Linked DNA regions of Homo sapiens: region 1 is linked to region 2. A link is an interaction called in ENCODE POLR2A ChIA-PET data of the cell type or tissue named here. Cell type or tissue: Caco-2. All regions are shown on one strand. Links, peaks and the distances in the headings refer to the core of each region. The heading gives the core; the rest is flanking DNA. Region 1 overlaps ACIN1 (apoptotic chromatin condensation inducer 1). Region 2 overlaps HAUS4 (HAUS augmin like complex subunit 4).

The links. ChIA-PET counts read pairs that join two places held together with the same protein. Peaks named below come from ENCODE experiments on the same cell type or tissue, not always from the same donor. Only the 100,000 strongest peaks of a DNase experiment are listed, where the experiment ranks them.
Region 1: POLR2A ChIA-PET joins it to region 2 with 20 read pairs; 13 of 35 experiments call an interaction of 5 or more read pairs at or near these places.

What each region holds. Positions count from the first base shown.
Region 1 is chr14:23,067,549-23,077,937 of GRCh38, forward strand. ACIN1 (apoptotic chromatin condensation inducer 1) reads right to left here. Exons shown (of 19, transcript NM_001386863.1): 9 at 1,928-2,069. Among named protein-coding and RNA genes, the nearest start is that of CDH24, 15 kb to the left of the region's middle. RefSeq lists enhancers at 914-1,438, 1,586-1,635, 1,716-1,805, 3,836-3,905. In Caco-2, for the core only: a CTCF peak has its summit at 1,519 (motif pointing right); DNase peaks (open chromatin) are centred at 1,513, 4,053 and 4,543; H3K4me3 peaks cover 1,501 bases.
Region 2 is chr14:22,942,547-22,952,509 of GRCh38, forward strand. It overlaps HAUS4 (HAUS augmin like complex subunit 4), which reads right to left. Exons shown (of 10, transcript NM_001166269.2): 4 at 9,782-9,913; 5 at 9,009-9,143; 6 at 7,768-7,864; 7 at 5,322-5,467; 8 at 5,055-5,185; 9 at 4,625-4,693; 10 at 3,682-4,162. The coding sequence ends at 3,979. The region is part of intron 2 of PRMT5-DT (PRMT5 divergent transcript); the gene reads left to right. Among named protein-coding and RNA genes, the nearest start is that of MIR4707, 9.5 kb to the right of the region's middle. In Caco-2, for the core only: no CTCF peak of the experiment used is centred there; no DNase peak of the experiment used is centred there.

The sequences.
Region 1 (10,389 bases), core at 858-8,857, 120 kb after region 2:
CAAGACAGTTCACTGGCGGTGGCCAGGCTCAGCGAGGGATAGAGGGGGGAAAGGGGCAGAGACATCAGTCCTGGCCCTGAAGGGACATCATCTTGCAGTCCCTGATGAGATGGCCTGTGAGTAGCAGGAATGATCCTTGCCTTTTATCGTGAGAGGCAGGCAGGACCCTATGTCCACCAGTGGCAAGCTGCAGCAATAACACCACCCAATACTTGGAATCCAGGTGATGACTCCAGAGTCCCTTTCTCCTCTGCCTGTAACTGGGGAGGGGGTCCTCTCACCGAGTGGGATCATGGAGCCTCTGATGAAGGTAGCCTGGGGGTAGGTGAATACCCCAGGACCTGGCAGACATTCAGCAGCAAGGTCAGAATACTTCTCTTCGGAGAGTTGTGGCTGGCATCTCCTCAGGGACTCCAGCTGAGACAGTGGTTCCAGTCAGGTGGATGAAATGAGTCCCTGCCTCCAGGGATGGAGGAGAAGTTGGAGCAACCAACATGCTGCCCTTCACCATGGACAACAGGGACCAAAGGAAAGTCCATCTGATGAGCAAGTGGTGACACATGGGCTGGGCTGTCATCAGCATTAAATCCCCAGGGGCTCAGACCCTAGACTCCTCTGCACGGTTCCTAGTCGTCACAGCTTAAGTAGAGGGTCCCACTCAGTGTTTTACAGCATGGCACTGCGATCACAAACTTTAGGAGGTCTTGGTGCCCTAGATGGGGATCCCAACAGTCTGTAGCAAACAAGGCAACCCACAGTCCTCAAAAGGGCAAGGGCATGTGGGCAGGCGCCCCAGCACTGGCACAAGCTCTTCTTGGGGTGTCCCAAGTAGGGAGATGATGCAAGTCCACCCCTTTCCAAATGTTTTTTGCTTGCTCAATACAAGTCTCTCCAGAACAGTGTTCTTCTTGGCCCCCTGATGTAAGCAAGACAGGGAGGCAAAAGGGGGCCCATCACAGGAGCCCATATACATGCCCCCCTCTGGCCAAGACACCTGGATAGCAGACTTGGCTCTGATTGGGCAGCTCAGTAGCAGCGGGTGGGTCCAGAGGAAGAGGCGGCATCAGCGATTGGCCAGTTGGGCAGGGTTATATTTTACGGGCGGATTACCGTACATGAGGTACTTGGACAAAGTTTTACGGGGAAGAAGGACCTTGTAATAAATAATATTCTGCACATCAAATCACTTTCACCGGCCCCCACCCCCGCAACACACACCAGAAAAAGGCTACACACACAACAGTCCCTCCCACCTTGTTACCCCTCTCCTAAACCCAGCTCATTCTTTCTCAATTACTTTAAGAGCCAAGAAGACTTCGCTGGCTCTGATGGGGGAAGCCCCCTGAAGTGGGTGCAGGACACAAGATAACATATGCCAAAAAAGGAGGTAGAGGGGTCACAGGTAACTGAGAATGGGCCTTCCGGATCACAAGTGCTGGCTTCTAAGTAGCTACATCTCTGCAGTCAGACCACTGGAGGGCAGAGGAGGAACAAAAATTTCTCAGCATGGCTGGTCTGGTGAGAACCACCAATGTCCACTAGATGGCGTTGGGCTCCATCAGGCTTTTAAAAAGGAGGGAAAGCTAAAGGAGTTACCACCAGGAGAAGCTTGGGAAGACAGCAGGAAAAGCTGAACATAAATCTTAGATAAAGGGCCATTATCAGACTTTCCCGTTAGTTACAAACGTCTAGAGTCTGGGCACTACTTCCCCAACAAGGAAAGGAAAATGAATGAGCCCTGTCCCCGTCACAAGGGGTCTCCCTTGCTAAACCAGCGAATTCTCCCTTGGCCCTATTCTGATCCAAGTCCCTGCCTCATCCCTCCTTTAAGTTAACCCACCGTGTAAGAGGGATCACTAGAGTGCTCTACTCTTTCCCCTAGGTCCATTCCTGCCCACCCGCCCCAATAGGTGGCTTGGATGTTTACCTCTTTCTTCTCCTCATCTTCAACACTGCCCTCCGGGCGGTCATCATTGCTGACTTGGTCTGCAATAGGCATGGGAGGTTCTGGAACATCATTTTCAGGTCTGTTTTCACTTGTGTCCATGGTCACTTCCTCCTTCTCCTCACTGACAGGAGGGGGGAGTGGTGGTGGGGGGGCGGGCAGAAAAGAACCAAGGGGAAGAGAGAGCAAGATGTTAGTTACTGGGTCAGGAAACCCTCCTGCCTCATCACTTGGGTGGGATTAGGAGGGCTGCTTTTCTGATCAAGGTTAGAGACCTTGTCCCAATGGGAAAAGTGGGAAATAGATTTTCCTTGGGGAAAGAGCGTGGATCACAGCAACCACATCCACCTATTGCCCAGATGAGTTAAAAGTTGTCATTTGTGGGGTTAGGACTCCAACTATTCTCAGGTAATAACTCACCAGAGTACTCCTATATGAAAGGAGAAAAACCCTCCTCTGAAAATAGTCCCACAAAAGTGACTGTGATTTGCCCACAACCCTGTGGCCTCAGTCTCCCTGGCCAAAGGCACCTTTATATGGCAAAATTGCACGAGAAACGAAGGGAAGCCCGATTCCCTTAAAAAGACAAGAAAGAATGGCCAAGGCTTTGGCAAAAAAGCCTGACCTGTGTTTAATCAACTGCTTAATAAGTAAAGGCCTGCTGATCCTCAGGATCTGGAGACACCAGCATGGAGAAAATGGTGGGGGGTGGGGGGTGCGGGGCGGGGGGTGGGAGCTGCAGGGAAGAAGCAGGCCTGGTGAAGGTTCAAGCTTCAAGGACCCTCTCTCATTCAAAAGGAAAAATTAAAACTGCTGAATTGAGTATGAGAGCTCAGAGATTAGGGCCACTTTTACCTGCTCAGAGGTGTAGAAACTGTTCCTACATTCGGCTTTCACCCAGTTTCTCCCACTCCCTCATTCCAACTTCCAAGAGATAAAGAGAGCAGGCCTCCTAGTCAGGACACACCCTCCCCCACACAGGCAGCTTCCCCCAAGAACACCAAACCCACTCTCCCACTCTTAATCTCACAAGTTAGCTCCCATTTCAGGCAAAGAATCCCAGAGATTCACTTCAGATAAACTATCTTTCCACCTTTGATTTCTGTCTTCGTCCCCAACTTCTATCTCAAATCTCACCCCCTCTACCACCCAAACACCAAGCAAAAAAAATCAAATCAAGATGATCAGAGGCCTAAGGCTCAGGAGAGGGGAAACCAAGCCTCCCAGGCCGATAACCACCACCAGAAAAGTCAGCATTCCCAACAGGCTGACTGACTGACACTCAGAGGTCAGAAGAACCTCCCTAGAGCAGTCAAGAAGGGATGCACTAGGGGGGTTAGGGGGAGGGGAAAATCGGAACTGTGCCCCCAGCTAAACAGGCCCCCAGAGAAACACGAGATTTAGCTGCTTACATCTAGAGAAAAGGCTTATACAAAAAAAATATCTATTTCCCATACAGAAAGGGCATGTGGGGCCAATTAGAAACTGGGCAGGCAGGACAAAGGGGGAAGGCAGAATGACTGAAAACAAACCAAAACGAAAGACGGAATGAAAGCCATGAGGAAGAGAAGGAAGACGAAGGGAGCTAGGGCGGCGGGGAAAAGGCATACATGGAAATGTGAAGCTCTCACCCTTCTTTGCTTTCTGATAACATGATTTTTTTTCTCCCCCTGGAAGTGCTGTTTATCCCTTTCTGGAATGGAAGAAATAACAAAAACCAAACAAAAAAAATCCTAAAAAAAATAAAGAAAAAAAACCACACCTTCCTTGTTCCAAGATCCCACCACCTCCTCCCCAGCCACCCGATCCAGAGAGAGAAAATTGAGATGTAGCAACCGGGGATCCAAAAAATGGTAAATGGAAGGGGAGGTGGTGGTGGTGCGGGGAGGCTAAAACAGATCTGGCTTTTAAGAGATAAGCGTTAAGTCCTCACGGCAAACCCCGAGTTCGGCTGGATTGGTCTCTCTGGAGAAGGAGGAAGAGGGCCAGGCTGCTGGTAGTGGCTGGCTCTATTGTATTGGCGGAGCGGCAGCGATCAGCCGGAGACATGCAGGGGAGCCATCTTGCCACTTACCCAGCAGCCTGTGTGTGCGGATGGGGGAGGGCCTTGCTGCAGCAGGGGAGGGGAAAGAAAAGAGGGAGGGAGCTGAGTGAGCAAGGTTCTTATCCTTTGGCAGGCCACAGGGAGCCGACTGCTGGCTCCAGAGGCCTGGCCTTCTTTTCTCAAGTTACAGCAGCTACAGAGGCTTAACCCCCCAGGGCTGGAGTGCTCCCTCCTGGTCTTCCCAGGGGGCAGGGGAGGGGGCTGGGTGGAGGACATGTAAAGTTACAGCTGCTTGATTGGAAGATTCTAGAAAATAGAGAGAATAGAAGGCAGGCAAACAGTAGAGGTGGGAGTGAAAAAGGATTAAATAAGAACGATAAAGCCAAAGTTGAAAAGTGATTAAAGAAGGATGGTAATGAAAGCTGGATAGAGGGTGGGGCATGAGCAATGTTTTATGTGCCTACCATCCTCTATCCAGTAATCTAGGCATGGAACACTGAAACCAGACCAACCAGTCAGATGCTGCAGGTAGGGAGGTGGGATGGGAATTGTCACTATCCAATCACTACAGTAACTGGCTGCTCACCCCGGCAATGACCACGTGTTACTACTCCAACATGTCCTTTTCCCAGGGATGGTGGAGGGAAGTGGATAGCAGGGAGAGTTCTTTTTTCAAATACCAGTAGAAGGGGGGCAGGGTTGGTGTCTCTGAAGAGATGACAGACAACTTTGTTTTATAGAGTCTTTAATAAGGTCACCCTGCCCCAGGGTCCACTCGGGCCAGAAAAAGAAAGGATAAACAGGGCAAGGGGACCTTGGGTAGCTGAAGCTTGAAGGCCACTTCTTGAAGCAAGGGCTCCAAGGTGAGGCTCTAAAGTAGATAAGACAGTGAAGTGAGAGTGCTGCTATATGGGGCGGGGAAGATCAGCTGGGCAGAAAGCGACTGGGAACTAAGCAGAAAATATTAATCATGGGAATCTTCACTAGACCAAAGTGGGAAACAGATGCTAATAGTTCAAAAAGTGCTCAGTAGATACTCAAAATGCTTATTTGTTGACTGCAGAGATGTTCCTTTTGTGTCCTAGTGGCAGTAGAAGTTTACACTAAGATAAACTTCTGAGAACCAAAGCTCAGTGTCTCGTGTAACATTTGAGCTTTTAAGCTAGGAATGAAATTTTCTCCCCGCTGCTTAAAATCTTACACTTACAATGCCAACTGCATGCTAAAGTGGCCATATTTATACATTACTTTAAATGTTTCCTTTCACATAGTGGTCCCTGTCTGCTCAGGGTTAAGAGTGAAGACTCTGGAGTCAGACTGGCTAGCCCCACTCTGTTAAAAGTTGTGTGATAGTAGGCAAGTTCCTGGTTCTGTATATCTGTCTTGTAATCTGCAAAGTGGGCATAGTGACAATACCTATTTCATGGAACAGTGTAGTTAAGTGTTAGCTCTTAAGAGTCTGGCTTGGAGGACACCCCAAGTGAAGGTACAGATACATGTAAAATACATGCACACTTAATAGGCCATTATCTCATCTGATGCCACCTCTGGGGCTCTGAGTTTCCTCAAAAGAGTAGACTGCTTGTTTTCTGAGGCAAAGCCATTCAGTGATTGGCATGACAGGTTTTCAGCAATGCCCTTATCACTCTGTATAATAACTGCTACTTTATCTGCCCCCCATCTCTACCCTGCATAATTCCTCAAGGGTAGGGATTGCATCTCTTGGCCCCTAGCCCAGGGCCTAACACAAAGTAATGTTCCCTAACTATTTCTGAATTAGGGTGTCATTGTGGGTACCAAGTGGACACTTACTAAATGCTTGCTAACCTAAAAGTTTTCTTATTGAAAAAAAAATTTTTTGGCTGGGCATGGTGGCTCACGCCTGTAATCCCAGCACTTTGGGAGGCTGAGGTGGGCGGATCACCAGCCTGACCAACATGGAGAAACCCTGTCTCTACTAAAAACACAAAATTGGCTGGGCGTGGTGGTGCATGCCTGTAATCCCAGCTACTCGGGAGGCTGAGGCAGGAGAATCACTTGAACCCAGGATGCAGAGGTTGTGGTGAGCCGAGATCGTGCCATTGCACTCCAGCCTGGGCAACAAGAGCAAAACTCCATCTCAAAAAAAGAAAAAAATTTTTTTAATAGAATCCCCACAAACAATGTTACACCACAGAAAATGTTACCTTCAGCCATCCTCAAATAAAATGCTCTGTTTATCCACTGTCCTAAAATACTCTCAGCTGCTAATATGCCTCTGCAGAAGTGGCTGATTTTGAGAAATTTTGTTATTGAAAATTCCTTTTTTTTTTTTTTTTTGAGACGGAGTCTCACTCTGTTGCCCAGGCTGGAGTGCAGTGGCACAATCTCAGCTCACTGCAAGCTCCGCCTCCGGGGTTCACACCATTCTCCTGCCTCAGCCTCCCGAGCAGCTGGGACTACAGGCACCCTCCATTACACCCGGCTAATTTTTTGTATTTTTAGTAGAAACGGGGTTTCACTGTGTCAGCTAGGATGGTCTCGATCTTCTGACCTTGTGATTCGCGCGTCTCGGCCTCCCAAAGTGCTGGGATCACAGGCGTGAGCCATCATGCCCGGCCGAAAATTTCTTTTTTTTAAGAATAAGAATCTTACCACGTTCTCCTTTACCCTCTTAAGACACAAGAGGCGTGTGTTTTCTATTTCCCCATGATCAATTCTGTGGGACCCAACAATTCCGAACATTTTATTTTCAGACAATAATGAGGGCCGGGCATGGTGGCTCACGCCTGTAATACCAACACTTTGGGAGGCTGAGACAGGAGGACTGCCTGAGGCCAGGAGTTTGAGACCAGCCTGGCCAACATGGTGAAACCCCATCTCTATTAAAAATAGAAAAATTAGCAGGGTGTGGCAGCCGCGTCTATAGTCCCAGATACTCAGGAGGCTGAGGCATGATAATTGCTTGAACCCAGGAGGCGGAGGTTGCAGTGAGCAGAGATCGGGCCACTGCACTCCAGCCTGGGTGACAGAGTGAGACTCTGTCTCCAAAAAAGAAAAAAGATAAAGAGGAATCCTTGAAACTGTCCCCAAAATGGACTCTATCTACTTGCAGGACTAGTACCAAAACCTTGTTAACCATGTGTCAGAGCCCAACATAGCTTAACAGTCTGTGAAACTGCACAGAATAAGCAGTGGGGATATCTACCCATAAGTAAACAGTACACAAAGAAGCCCAGAAGAAAAGGGTACAACTACTTGGAGGCTAATAATATCACATTACAACTCATATGTGAATATGAGATTCAGAGAAGCTAATGGAAAAGGAAATTCCTATAGGCATATATGCTGAAATTTTAGTTATTATAGAAAATTCACGAGGAGCTGAAAAACTGACGTGAAAATTTAATAAGAAACAGTGGGACTAGATACCCTCAGAAGCATACTGGTCCCAAGATAACCTAGAACAGTATGATTTTGGGGTATATGTCCTTAGATAATTTCTCAGTGGAGCAAACTCTATTGATGACAACAAATTCTGCTTTTTCATGCATCATTTGGGATATTGGCATTGTATGTCCCCTGGGGAATATCAATTACACCATCATATTGGCTTAAGGAACCAATACCTTCCTCCTACACAGGCAGAAGGACAAACATGCATTGTACCAAGAGCCTAAAACTGCTATTGCCTGCTAGGTCTGTGCATACAGGAAGGTTGTATCTAGAGAAATCCAGGTCTGAATTAACTACAGCTGAATGATACAGCTGCCCACACAAACAAATCCCCTCTTTTCTTTCTTCCCCTTTTTTTTTTTTTTTTTTTAAGTAAAAAGAGAATACCATTATTTTCTGCTATATGGGGACATTTTTGTTATACCCATACAAGGCAGAAGACCAGAGTTTTGAACAGCACTCAACTGAAACAGGACTGAGGACCCACAAATTCCTGCTCCAAGCAATGAAAAAGACACCTTACCTCATAAATTTAGAATTCCTCAGGCACAATCAGAATCAGAATGGATTTAACCAAACACAGCAAAAAGTCAGTCAATCTCTTCCAAATGGTGACAGGTCCTTGAAGTCTAATTTTTTTTTTTTTTAACACTTTACTGCTCTGTTTTTTAAAGTCATATGACTTCTTGTTGAGACAGACAGAAAAACCAAGGTTAGGCCATAAATGGTCTTTTCCATTTTTTTTTTTTGAGACGGAGTTTCGCTCTTGTTGCCCAGGCTGGAGTGCAATGGCGTGATCTCAGCTCACCGCACCTTCCGCCTCCCGGGTTCAGGCGATTCTCCTGTCTCAGCCTCCTGAGTAACTGGGATTACAGGTGCACACCATGCCCGGCTAATTTTGTATTTTTAGTAGAGACGGGGTTTCACCATGTTGGTCAGGCTGGTCTCGAATTCCTGACCTCAGGTGATCCACCTGCCTTGGCCTCCCAAAGTGCTGCAATTACAGGCATGAGTCACCACGCCTGGCCATGCCATAAATGGTCTTTTCCATTTAGCATTGTTGATTACGCTTTCAAAATTGGCCAGAGCTCTAGAGGGCTGCCAGACTGCACACTTAACACTCTGGAGGGGTGAGAGACCAGGAAGGGTGTTGTTAATCAGTTGTGGTAGGGCCTCCAGAAATGTATGCAACCTTCTCAAAGATTTATTTACCAGATCCAATGCCTATGGGTTTAGGCTTCTGGGCATGCTGTTTTGTTAGAATGTTGAACAACCCATGTGATAGGCAGGTAGAAGGAAAGCAGGTACGAGTGATGTGTGTGAACTGCTCCTCAGTGAAGACTGCATTTCCCTTCTATACACTACTCCACTGAAGCGGGCCTAGGCAACAATGGACAATCTAAGTATTTGCCCAAGATGCCACTTGCCTATCATCTTATTAGAATCAATGTGACTAAATTATCTCAGTCATAAAATGAAGATCAAAACCACCTTTACCTGGAGTGGGGGGACAGGAAACTCTATGACTCCAAGCTTCATGTGCCCTGGACTTGCATGGGAATGTCCAGAAAAAAAGCTGCTTCAAAACAAAATAAAATGCCTTTCTGTTGCTAGGATCTCATAAACCCACAGAATTTTAAGGCTAGCAAAGAGCTTTTCAGAAAATCACTTTCTTCCCAAGGTGCATCGGAAGCAGTTCCTCAGGCCCAATTAGTAGCAGGCTGTCAATACCCACTTCAAAACTGCCATTTCACAAAGGACATGCTTTTGTAAAATGGAATGTAAAATGTACCTCCATGGAATTGGGAGGAGGGGGGCAGGTATTATGTCTGGTTGAGGGATATGGAAGAGAAAATGTCACCCCATTTCCTCATCGATGATGTAGCTGGGGAATCCTGAATACCTTCCAGAATCCGCTGAGTTTTCACTTTATGGTCCCAGAAGAAAAACCCTTTTCCAAAGGATAGCGTACCCATTCCAGAAGGGAAAAACCAAAAAATTTCAAAGGAAGTAGAGTGAACTTTTGGCTGCCAAACAAAAAATGTTAACAGCCACAAGATGGCAGCAGAGGTAAGACTGTCAGAATCGACAAGGATTATACCCCTCAGCAAGGGTATACCCCCAGGTAAAAGCTATATAGTAAGGTCTATAAAACTATCATTAAAGTCACAGGCAAATGAGATAAATCATGTCACCTGCCCACTACCCTCCAAAAGTCAGAGTTAAAGTACAGTTTGAAGCTCTCAGAAGAGTATAAATTATTAGACAATTACATATAGGGGAAATCATACTGGTAGCATTAGTGTTAATATGGCATAAAAACAAGTATAGAATAACTTTAGGCTAACAGTCTACACAGGACATTCTACAAAGCAGTTCAGGGTTCCTGATGTCTAAAAGCTACGCAATCTTATTCCCATAAGGCTTCATTTTTTCATTTCCCAGGAGACTTTGAAGCCAGGAATTCTGGCTCATTGGCTTCTTAATTTATAATACCTATCTCAGAAGAATGAATGACATACCTATTTAATTCTAATTTAACCTGATATGAGTATTTCTCTAGGACTTAATATAAAGATTTTAAAAACTCACATTAATTGTATAAATTTTAAGTTCAATCAAATGGTCTTAAGGGCCCAGGAACAAACTTCTGACTTGAAAGGAACTTCATAATTTGCTGTACTGTATGCTGTAAGAACTAGGATATCCTAGCAGAACTAGGATAGCTTAATGACAGGTAGTAACTAGGGAACTAGGGAAAATGCACAAACTAAAAAATAGCACCCAGCTGTGCCTTTATTAAGACCCTCAATATCCTTTATTAAACTGGGTTCCTAGGTAAACATGAGTTAAAGATTAAGATGCCCGGAGTCAATTCCCTTACATGGTTTTGAGTGTGGAAGCAGAAGCTTCTATTGCCTAAATCTTAAAGGAGTTGACTATTTTGGCTGGATGATCCCAGGTG
Region 2 (9,963 bases), core at 1,964-9,963:
CTGGAGTACCTTGGCACAATCATAGTTCACTGCAGCCTCTAACTACTAGGCTCAGCCTCCTGAGTAGCTAGGGCTATCAGAGCACCACCATGCCCAGCTAATATTAGCTAATATTTATGTACATATGGTTGCATATTTATAGAAACAGATCTGACACACAGTGATCTACACACCAAATCACTCTGGTTACTCTGGGGAGGTAGATTGGAGTAACAGGGTATTTGTGTGGGGGGTGTCTGAGGGTGCATGGTTCAATCTTTTACTTTTTACTGTATATAATTCTGTTCTGAGTATTTTTACAAAGCATGTGCTCTAGTTGTTTTTGTTTGTTTGTTTGTTTTTTAAGATGGAGTTTCGCTCTTGTTGCGCAGGCTGGAGTGCAATGGCGCGATCTCGGCTCACCGCAACTTCTGCCTCCTGGGTTCAAGCGATTCTCCTGCCTCAGCCTCCCTAGTAGCTGGGATTACAGGCATGTGCCACCACACCCGGCTAATTTTGTATTTTCAGTAGAGACGGGGTTTCTCCATGTTGCTCAGGCTGGTCTCAAACTCCCAACCTCAGGTGATCCACCCACCTCGGCCTCCCAAAGTGCTGGGATTACAGGCGTGAGCCACCACGCCCAGCCTGCATGTGCTCTAGTTTTAAGCCAATGAAGTTTTTTAAAAAATAGTTTGGGCCGGGCGCAGTGGCTCACACCTGTAATCCCACCACTTTGGTAGGCTGAGGCGGGCGGATCACGAGGTCAGGCGATCGAGACCATCCTGGCTAACACGGTGAAACCCCGTCTCTACTAAAAATACAAAAAATTAGCCGGGCGTGGTGGTGGGCGCCTATAGTCCCAGCTACTTGGGAGATTGAGACAGGAGAAGGGCATGAACCCAGGAGGCGGAGGTTGCAGTGAACTGAGATCGGGCCACTGCCCTCCAGCCCAGGTGACAGAGCAAGACTCCGTCTCAAAAAAAAAAAAAAAAAAAAAGTTTGTGCAGGGCCGGGCGCGGTGGTGGCTCACGCCTGTTATCCTAGCACTTTGGGAGGCTGAGGCAGGTGGATCACCTGAAGTCGGGAGTTCGAGACCAGCCTGACCAACATGGAGAAACCTCATCTCTAATAAAAATACAAAATTAGCTGGGCGTGGTGGCGCATGCTGTAATCCTAGCTACTTGGGAGGCTGAGGCAGGAGAATCACTTGAACCTAGGAGGCAGAGATTGCAATAAACCAAGATTGCGCCATTGCACGATCCAGCCTGGGCAACAAGAGCGAAACTCCATCTCAAAAAAAAAAAAAAAAAAAAGTGTGTGGAGAACTGTCGCAAGCAAATGTTCCATTTTCTTTTCTTTTTTTTTTTTTTGAGACAGAGTCTCACTCTGTAGCCCAAGCTAGAGTGAAGTGGCACGATCTTGGCTCACTGCAACCTCCGCCTCCCGGGGCTCAAGCAATTCTCGTGCCTCAGCCTCCTGAGTAGCTGGGACTACAGGCACGCATCACCACACCCAGCTAATTTTTTTATTTTAGTAGAGATGGGGTTTCACCATGTTGCCCAGGGTGGTCTCTAACTCCCGAGCTCAGGCAATCTGCCCACCTCCGCCTCCCAAAATGCTGGGATTACAGGCATGAGCCACTGTGCCCAGCCCATTTTCTTTAGGCTTTTTAAGAATACAAGAAATAGCTCACTCTCCATCCCCATGCCATTTAGAGAGCCAGGGTGAGGACCACTGCCTTGGAAGCCATTTCTCAGGCAGTCGAAATTGAAATGTTTCTCAAACCCCAGCTCTCCAGATTCTCGATTGAAGCTATAGGATATTTGTTTCAAATTTTGTTCACTTGAAATGAAAGCTCTCCTTGGTACATGATTTGCCCATTCTTAACTCTGTGCCTTCCCATAGTGCTTCTTTCCTTTTCTCTGTCTTCGCTGCTTTTTCCATAACTCTATTCCTTTTTCTTTTTTTTGAGACAGAATCTTGCTGTCACTCAGGCTGTAATACAGTGACATGATCATAGCTCACTGTAACCTCAACCTCCCAGACTCAAGCAGTCCTCCCACCTTAGCCTCCTGAGTAGCTGGAAATGTAGGCACATGCCACTATGCACAGCTAATTAAAAAAAATTTTTTTGGCCAGGTGCAGTGGCTCATGCCTGTAATCCCAGCACTTTGGGAGGCCGAGGCGGGCGGATCACAAGGTCAGGAGTTCGAGACCAGCAAGGCCAATATGGTGAAACCCTGTCTCTACTAAAAATACAAAAATTAGCCAGGCGTGGTGGTGGGTGCCTGTAGTCCCAACTACTCAGGAGACTGAGGCAGGAGAATCACTTGAACCCAGGAGGCAGAGATTGCAGTGAGCCGAGATTGCGCCACTGCACTCCAGCCTGGGCGACAGAGCGAGACTCCGTCTCAAAAAAAAAAAAAAAAAAAAAAAAAAAAAAGAGAAAAAAAAGTTGAGTCAAAGACATTAATTGTCTTGTAAATAAATCCACACCATCACCCCAAGACAATTTCCTTGGAAAGTGGTTTCAGAAACTGAGTAGGCTCTTCTAAATAAAGGTAGAGGCCTTCTGTTTCTGTCCACAGTCCCCTATTTTGACACCAGCCAGGACTCTGCCTTGTTCTAAGCTAAGTAGACTGTTGAACTTGGTTCCTCAGGGGGAATCTCCTCCAAACCTCTGCTTTTAGAGAAAAATGTAGCTCTCAAACCACACCAAGGGAACCAGGAACACAAGTGGCTTGTGTCCTTTCCTATAACTGAGCTGGCCACTGGCTGCCTTTTTTTTTTTTTTTTTTTTTTTTGAGACAAGGTCTCACTCTGTCACCCAGGCTGAGTGCAGTGGTGCCATCATGGCTCACTGCAGCCTTGACCTCCTGGGTTCAAGTGATCCTCCTGCCTCAGCCTCCTGAGAAATTGGCACTACAGGCACATACCATCACGCTTGCTAATTAAAAAAATTTTTTTCAGCTGGGTGTGGTTGCTCATGCCTGTAATCCCAGCACTTTGGGAGGCCAAGGTGGGCGGATCACTTGAGGTCAGGAGTTTGAGACCAACCTGACCAACATAGTAAAACCCTGTCTCTACTAAAATACAAACATTAGCTGGCCATGGTGGTGCATGCCTGTTAATTCCAGCTACTAGGGAGGCTGATACACAAGAATTGCTTGAGCCTGGGAGGCGGAGGCTGCAGTGAGCTGAGATCACACCACTGCACTCCAGCCTGGCAACAAAGTAAGACTCTGTCTAAAAAAAAAAAAAAAAAATTTTTTTTCACAGAGACAGGGGTCTTGCTACGTTGCCCAGGCTGGTCTCGAACAGCTGGGCTCAAGTGATCCTCTTGCCTTGGCCTCCCAAAGTGCTGGAATTACAGGTGTGAGTCACTGCTCCCAGCCTCAGCTGCTTTATTATAACTCCCACACTGATACCCATAGTGAGAAAATAGTTCCCTACCTGCCTGAGTATCTAGCACTCCTCTGGAGATTATAGTTCTTCAAGAGCAAGCCCAAATTTAATCCACTGTACTCTTCCAAAATGAAGGCTCTAAGACTTGATGTAGGCAAGCTGGCATGTCTACTTCTTACTCTTTGCATAAGCATCATGTATCTGTTTCTATTTGGATCCACTCAGTTCCCCGCTCCTTACCCATATAGCCTTCAATGTTCTTTTTCAATCTTTGCCCAAGGAAAATGACTAAAATCCTAAGATATAATATCATAACTTTATTCAGGAGATAATCAAATACAATACAGGGCTGACACTGACACACAGCTATGCATAAAAATTATATAAATCTCCTTGCTAGATTTTCCAGAAGAGGCCCAGTCATAAAAAATAAAGAGAAACCAGGAGAGTGCCTAAATGACTGCAGTGTTTCAAGCGTAAGCATTTCCACACTCCCTTGTACTGAAGGCAGCCCCAGGTGAAGGTGGTCCCACTAGCAGGAAGATTAGGAGGCAGCAGCTATGCAGAAGCCATGTCTCCTGGCCCTGCCAGAGCTCAACGGTAGACCTTGCTGAACTCCTGGAGGGCCCACCGCTTGTTCTCTGTTGCCTGCTTGAGTACGGTGTACTCTTTCACCAGCCTGTCAAACTCCTCCCCAAGGACCTCATAGGAGTTCAGGACCTGTCTTGAGTTCTCCATGTCCTGCTCCTGTAGGTGAATGGCTCCCTCCAAACGGTCCCTAAGAGCCCGGGCAGAGAAGGCACAATATAAGGGTGCTGCTCCTCAGAAAGTAGTGGACAAAAATGAAAAACTTTTTTTTTTTTTTTTTTGTCAGATGGAGTCTCGCTCTGTCACCTAGGCTGGAGTGCAGTGGTATGATCTTGGCTCACTGCAGCCTCTGCTTCCTGGGTTCAAGCAATTCTCCTGCCTCAGCCTCCCGAGTAGCTGGGATTACAGGCACATGCCACCATGCCCAGCTAATTTTTGTATTTTTTAGTAGAGACAGGGTTTCACCATATTGGCCAGGCTGGTCTCAAACTCCTGACTCAAGCGAGCTGCCCACCTCGGCCTCCCAAAGTGCTGGGATTACAGGTGTGAGCCACTGTGCCCAGCCAAAAATGGCAACATCTTTAAATAAACGAGTTTAGGGAATGTGAGAACCACCTGTGAACAGCTGTACCAGACTCTTAGGAGTTCTCACCTAATCAGACGATGAACTTCCACTTTCTCAACAGTGTAAGTGTCGGACAAAATCTTTAGCTCCTCCATCCTGACAGAGGGAAGAAAGAAATGTCAAGGCAGGAAGGTCCCTGATAGCAGCAGGGTTGGGAATGGACGTAGTACCTGCCGACGGTCAAGGTGTGGGCTAAGCACTGATAGGATAAACAAGGTCACTCTGAATTCCCGAGCAATTGATCTCACAGTAAAGTGCCTATTTCAGAAGACTGTAAAAGAAAAGTCTCAAGGATGTTGAAAGCTTTTGGGTAATCCAAAAGCTAATACTGCTATGTGACATTTACTGGATACCCACAAGGCGCTAGGATAAGGGAGAGGAAAGAGATTAGGGTAAGGGATAGAGGGCTGATAACGTGAGACAGAATCCCTTAAGATCCACAGGGGTCACAGCTCACCTCAGCTTAAGGATCATAGCACCGCACTTGACTTCCAGGTACTGGGCATTGATGCGGTCTAGCTCGGATTGAGTCTTCAGCCGGTGTTCTTGAAGAAGCCTCTGCAGCAAAGTGAGGCAGCGGAGAAGCACCTGAGCCCAAGATGGAGGAAGAAGAGGGCATAAATAAAGATAGTAGAAAGGAGGGTAGATCAGGAATCTTTGTCTTCCCCAAAAGTGCTCCTGGGGTCAGGATAAAGGAAAGGGGCTGTCCCATGCCCTGATAAACCTGGGAGTAAGCAGCACTCTTCTTCTCCAGCAGCAACATCTGCTCCTTCTGCTGGCTCTTGGCATCCTGGCACTGCTGCTGCTCACCCACCAGGACCTCTGCGAGTTTCCACACCTTTGCTGCCTTCACGGTTTCACTGTCAGCATCTGAGCAAAGGGGCAGAGGACTGACAGGAAAACCCTAATCGCTACAATCCCTGTAAAGCAACCTTCCAGTGCCCCTATCCTGTATCTAGACCCACAAATCCTGCCTTATGACAGGTTTTCTTCTAATAATCTATTAAAAATGGCCCCATTCTGGGCTGAGCATGGTGGCTTACGCCTGCAATCCTAGCACTTTGGGAGGCCAAGGCAGGAGGATTGCTTGAGCCCAAGAGTTCAAGACCGGCTTGGGCAACATAGTGAGACTCTGTCTCTATAAAAAAAATTCTAAAATATTAGTTAGGCATACTATGCGCCTGTAGTGCCAGCTACTTGAGAGGCTGAGGTGAGAGGATCACTTGAGCCCAGAAGGTCGAGGCTGCAGTGAGGTGTGATTGTACCACTGCACTCCAGTCTGGGTGACAGAGTTTTTAAAAAAAAAAAAGCGGGGGGGGGGAGGGCATCTGGTTCTCATAATTATTAAATAAATTATCTTCACTCTTACCTTTGATTCCGGATTTGGACCTTAATTCTTTTTATTTTTTTGAGACGGAGTCTCTCACTGTCACCTCGGCCGGAGTGCAGTGGCGCGATCTCAGCTCACTGCAACCTCCACCTCCCAGGTTCAACCAATTCTCCTGCCTCAGCCTCCCAAGTAGCTGGGATTACAGGCACCCGCCACTACACCCAGCTAATTTTTTGTATTTTTAGTAGAGACGGGGTTTCACTATATTGGCCAGGTTGGTCTCGAACGCCTGACCTCATGATCCACCTGCCTCGGCCTCCCAAAGTGATGGTATTACAGGCGTAAGCCACCGCGCCCGGCCCGGACCTTAATTCTTAAGTCATAGAAATGGTTTAAGGAGACCAAGTGTGGTAGCTCATGCCTGTAATCCCAGCACTTTGGGAGGCCAAGGCGGGCAGATCACCTGAGGTCAGGAGTTTGAGACCATCCTGGCCAACATGGTGAAAACCTGTCTCTACTAAAAATACAAAAAAATTAGCTGGGCAGGGTGGCAGGCGCCTGTAATCCCAGCTACTTGGGAGGCTGAGGCAGGAGAATTGCTTGAACCTCGGAGGCGAAGGTTGCAGTGAGCTGAGATCACGCCATTGCACTCCAGCCTGGGCGACAAGAATGAAACTCCGTCTCAAAAAAAAAAAAAAAAGAAATGGTTTAGGGAGGAAAGTTCAGACTCAGGTGTTAAGCTTTATTATTTTCGTAAAAATGATACACATTCAGGGCCAGGCACAGTGGCTCACGCCTGTAATCCCAGCACTTTGGGAGGCCAAGGTGGGTAGATCATGAGGTCAGGAGACTGAGACCATCCTGGCTAACACGGTGAAACCCCGTCTCTACTAAAAATACAAAAAATTAGCCAGGCGTGGTGGCGGGCACCTGTAGTCCCAGCTACTCGGGAGGCTGAGGCAGGAGAATGGCGTGAACCTAGGAGGTGGAGTTTGCAGTGAGGTGAGACTGCGCCACTGCACTCCAGCCTGGGGGACAGAGCGAGACTTCGTCTCAAAAAAAAAAAAAAAAAAAAAAGAGATACACATTCATTCAGGGTGGTCAGACTCAAATAAGAAAATCATTACACAGAAGCAAGTAAAAGCTGAAATATGAATACTACGTCTAGAAACACATTATTATAAACAGCTTGACATAAATGGTATTATACCCTCCAAGCTTATACAGAGAGTATAAGGTGTTCTATGAGTCTGAACTTTCCTCCCTAAACCATTCTGAACCTCCTGAGAGAACTCATCCTTCCCTGCAGCAGGAGGACACTCCCACTCAGTATCTTGCTGAATAAAAAGAGTCCTTACAAAGGTCCTTGTTTTGGCCGGGTGTGGTGGCTCACACCTGTAATCCCAGCACTTTGGGATGCCGAGGCAGGCGGATCACCTGAGGTTGGGAGTTCCAGACCAGCCTAATCAACATGGAGAAACCCCATCTCTACTAAAAATACAAAATTAGCCGAGCGGGGTGGCGCATGCCTGTAATCCCAGCTACTCGGGAGGCTGAGGCAGGAGAATCACTTGAATCTAGGAGGAGGAGCTTGCGGTGAACAGAAATGGCGCCATTGCACTCTAGCCTGGGCAACAGGAGCAAAACGCCATCTCAAAAAAAAAAAAAAACAAAAAAACAAAAAGTCCTTGTTTTTATTCTACCAGCAACAAAACAAATAAGCATCTCTGATGGTTCTAAACCTCTGTCCCAAATCTAAAATCAAAATATATTATTCTCAAAAGAGCAGACCAGGAACCCTGAAGTCCAGCTGTGAGCAGAACAGACAGCTAGCACTCACCTGAATTGGGATCATAGTAGCAGAGCAGAGTGAAACATTTCTTTTTGAGCTGCTCCTCTACTTCTTGCTGTAGCCGAGCCCTCATCCACACAAAATCCTACAGTCATAGAAGTAAAGGCAGAAATGCGAATAGACTGTAAAAACTAGGACGTCTCAGCCAATGAATACATGATGATAACCTCAATAATAGCCAAAGAAAATGCATCAAGAGACATCAGAGAGACTCATTTTTCACCTATCAAATTAGCGAAGAATAAAATGACTGTCAAGACCCCATGTTGGTGAGAACATGGGGGATCCAGGAGCCCTGAAAATACCTTTCTGGATAGCAGTTTGGCATTAGGTACCAATATTCTGTATGAGTATGCACTGACTCAGGAATCCCACTTTTAGCACCAGCATTACAGAAATAATCATACAAAGGTAAAGACACATATGAACCAGCATGTTCATCTCCCTGTGGTTTCTAACAGCAAAAATGTGGAAACAACCTTAATATCCACCAATAAGGTTAAGCAAATTATTCTACATCCATATAATAGAATCCTAGCAGAGATTTAAACTGATGACATAACACTAAGCACTATGTGCCTAGATACTTTGCTAACAGTGCTATAGAAGCTATCATCTTATTTACATTTATGTATTGACTTGAAAAGAAATCCAAAATATATTACATGAAAATAGACTGTACTTTTCTTTTTTTGAGACAGGGTCTCACTCTGTGCCCAGGCTGGAGTACAGTGGCATGATCACAGCTCACTACAGCCTTGACCTCCCACCCTCAAGTCATCCTCCTGCCTCTGTCTCCCGAGTAGCTGGGACTACAGGTGTGCACCACCAAACCTGGCTTTTGTTTTGTTTTTTTTTTGGTAGAGACGAGGTCTCACTATGTTGCCCAGGCTGGTCTTGAACTCCTGAACTCAAGTGATCCTCCCACCTCAGCCTCCCAAAGTGCTACGATTATAGGCGGAAGTCACTACACTCGGCCTTATACTCTCTATATAAGCATGAAGGGTATAATACCATTTATGTCAAGCTGTTTATAATAATATTGTGCTTCTAGATGCAGTATTTCAGCTTTTACTTGCTCCTGTGTAACGTTTTTCTTATTTGAGTCTGACCACCCTGAATGTGTATCATTTTTACAAAAACAATAAAGCTTGACAAAAAAAACATTTTAAAGATATGGGAGAAATTAAACCATTTCATTTATTTGGTTCCAATATCTCCCCGCCAACCTCTGAGAGTGGCATGAGTTCCAGAAGGTCCGCTTTCTCCAGCCCCAGCAGTGGAGGTATCTCCCTCTCCTGGCTAGGACCTAAGAGCCGCATCAGTTCAGTTACAAGCAGCCGCTGTTCAAGGGTCTCATGAAACTGAGAGAGAGAGAATAAAAAACAAAAAGAGGCAACTATAAAACTTCTCCCACTCCACCTCTTCCATCCTTATGAACCAGTTTTTCACATATTTTCAAAGTCCTCAAATATATCATCCCCCCTCAGATAACTCAGCTGCGAGTGACTTCTGTCAATGTTTCTATTACAAACTCTGATAACACATCCACTCCTTCCCCATAACTACAGTCCATTTCTCTTTTGACAAACCATTTCTCAAAGCTCCTACTTCCCCTAGATCACATCATCAGACAAAGCCACAGTTGGCCTGGTCATTCCTGTAACTGGTAACCAACCCCACCTCATTTCTTTCACCTCACTTTTTTTTGAGACTGAGTTTCGCTCTGTCACCCAGGCTGGAGTGCTGTGGCGCAATCTCGGCTCACTGCAATCTCCGCCTCCCAGGTTCAAGCGATTCTGCTGCCTCAGCCTCCCGAGTAGCTGGGATTACAGGCGTGTGCCACTGCACCTGGTTAATTTTTGTATTTTTAGTAGAGACGGGGTCTTACCATGTTGGCCAGGCTGGTCTCAAACTCTTGACCTCAAGTGATCAGCCTGCCTGGGGCTCCCAAAGTGCTGGGATTACAGGTGTTAGCCACCACGCCCAGCCTTTGCCTCACCTTTTTGTCCTCAGAAGTTACATTTGTGTCTTGTATCTTCACATAGTAGTCCACAAGCAACTCTTGAATGACTCTGTGTAAAATCTCAGACCTCAACCATGTTGTCTTATGCAGTCGAACTTCCTTCCATGCCTAGAAATCCAAAAAATCTCAGGTAGGAACCTCTCTCTCAGGATTTTCCC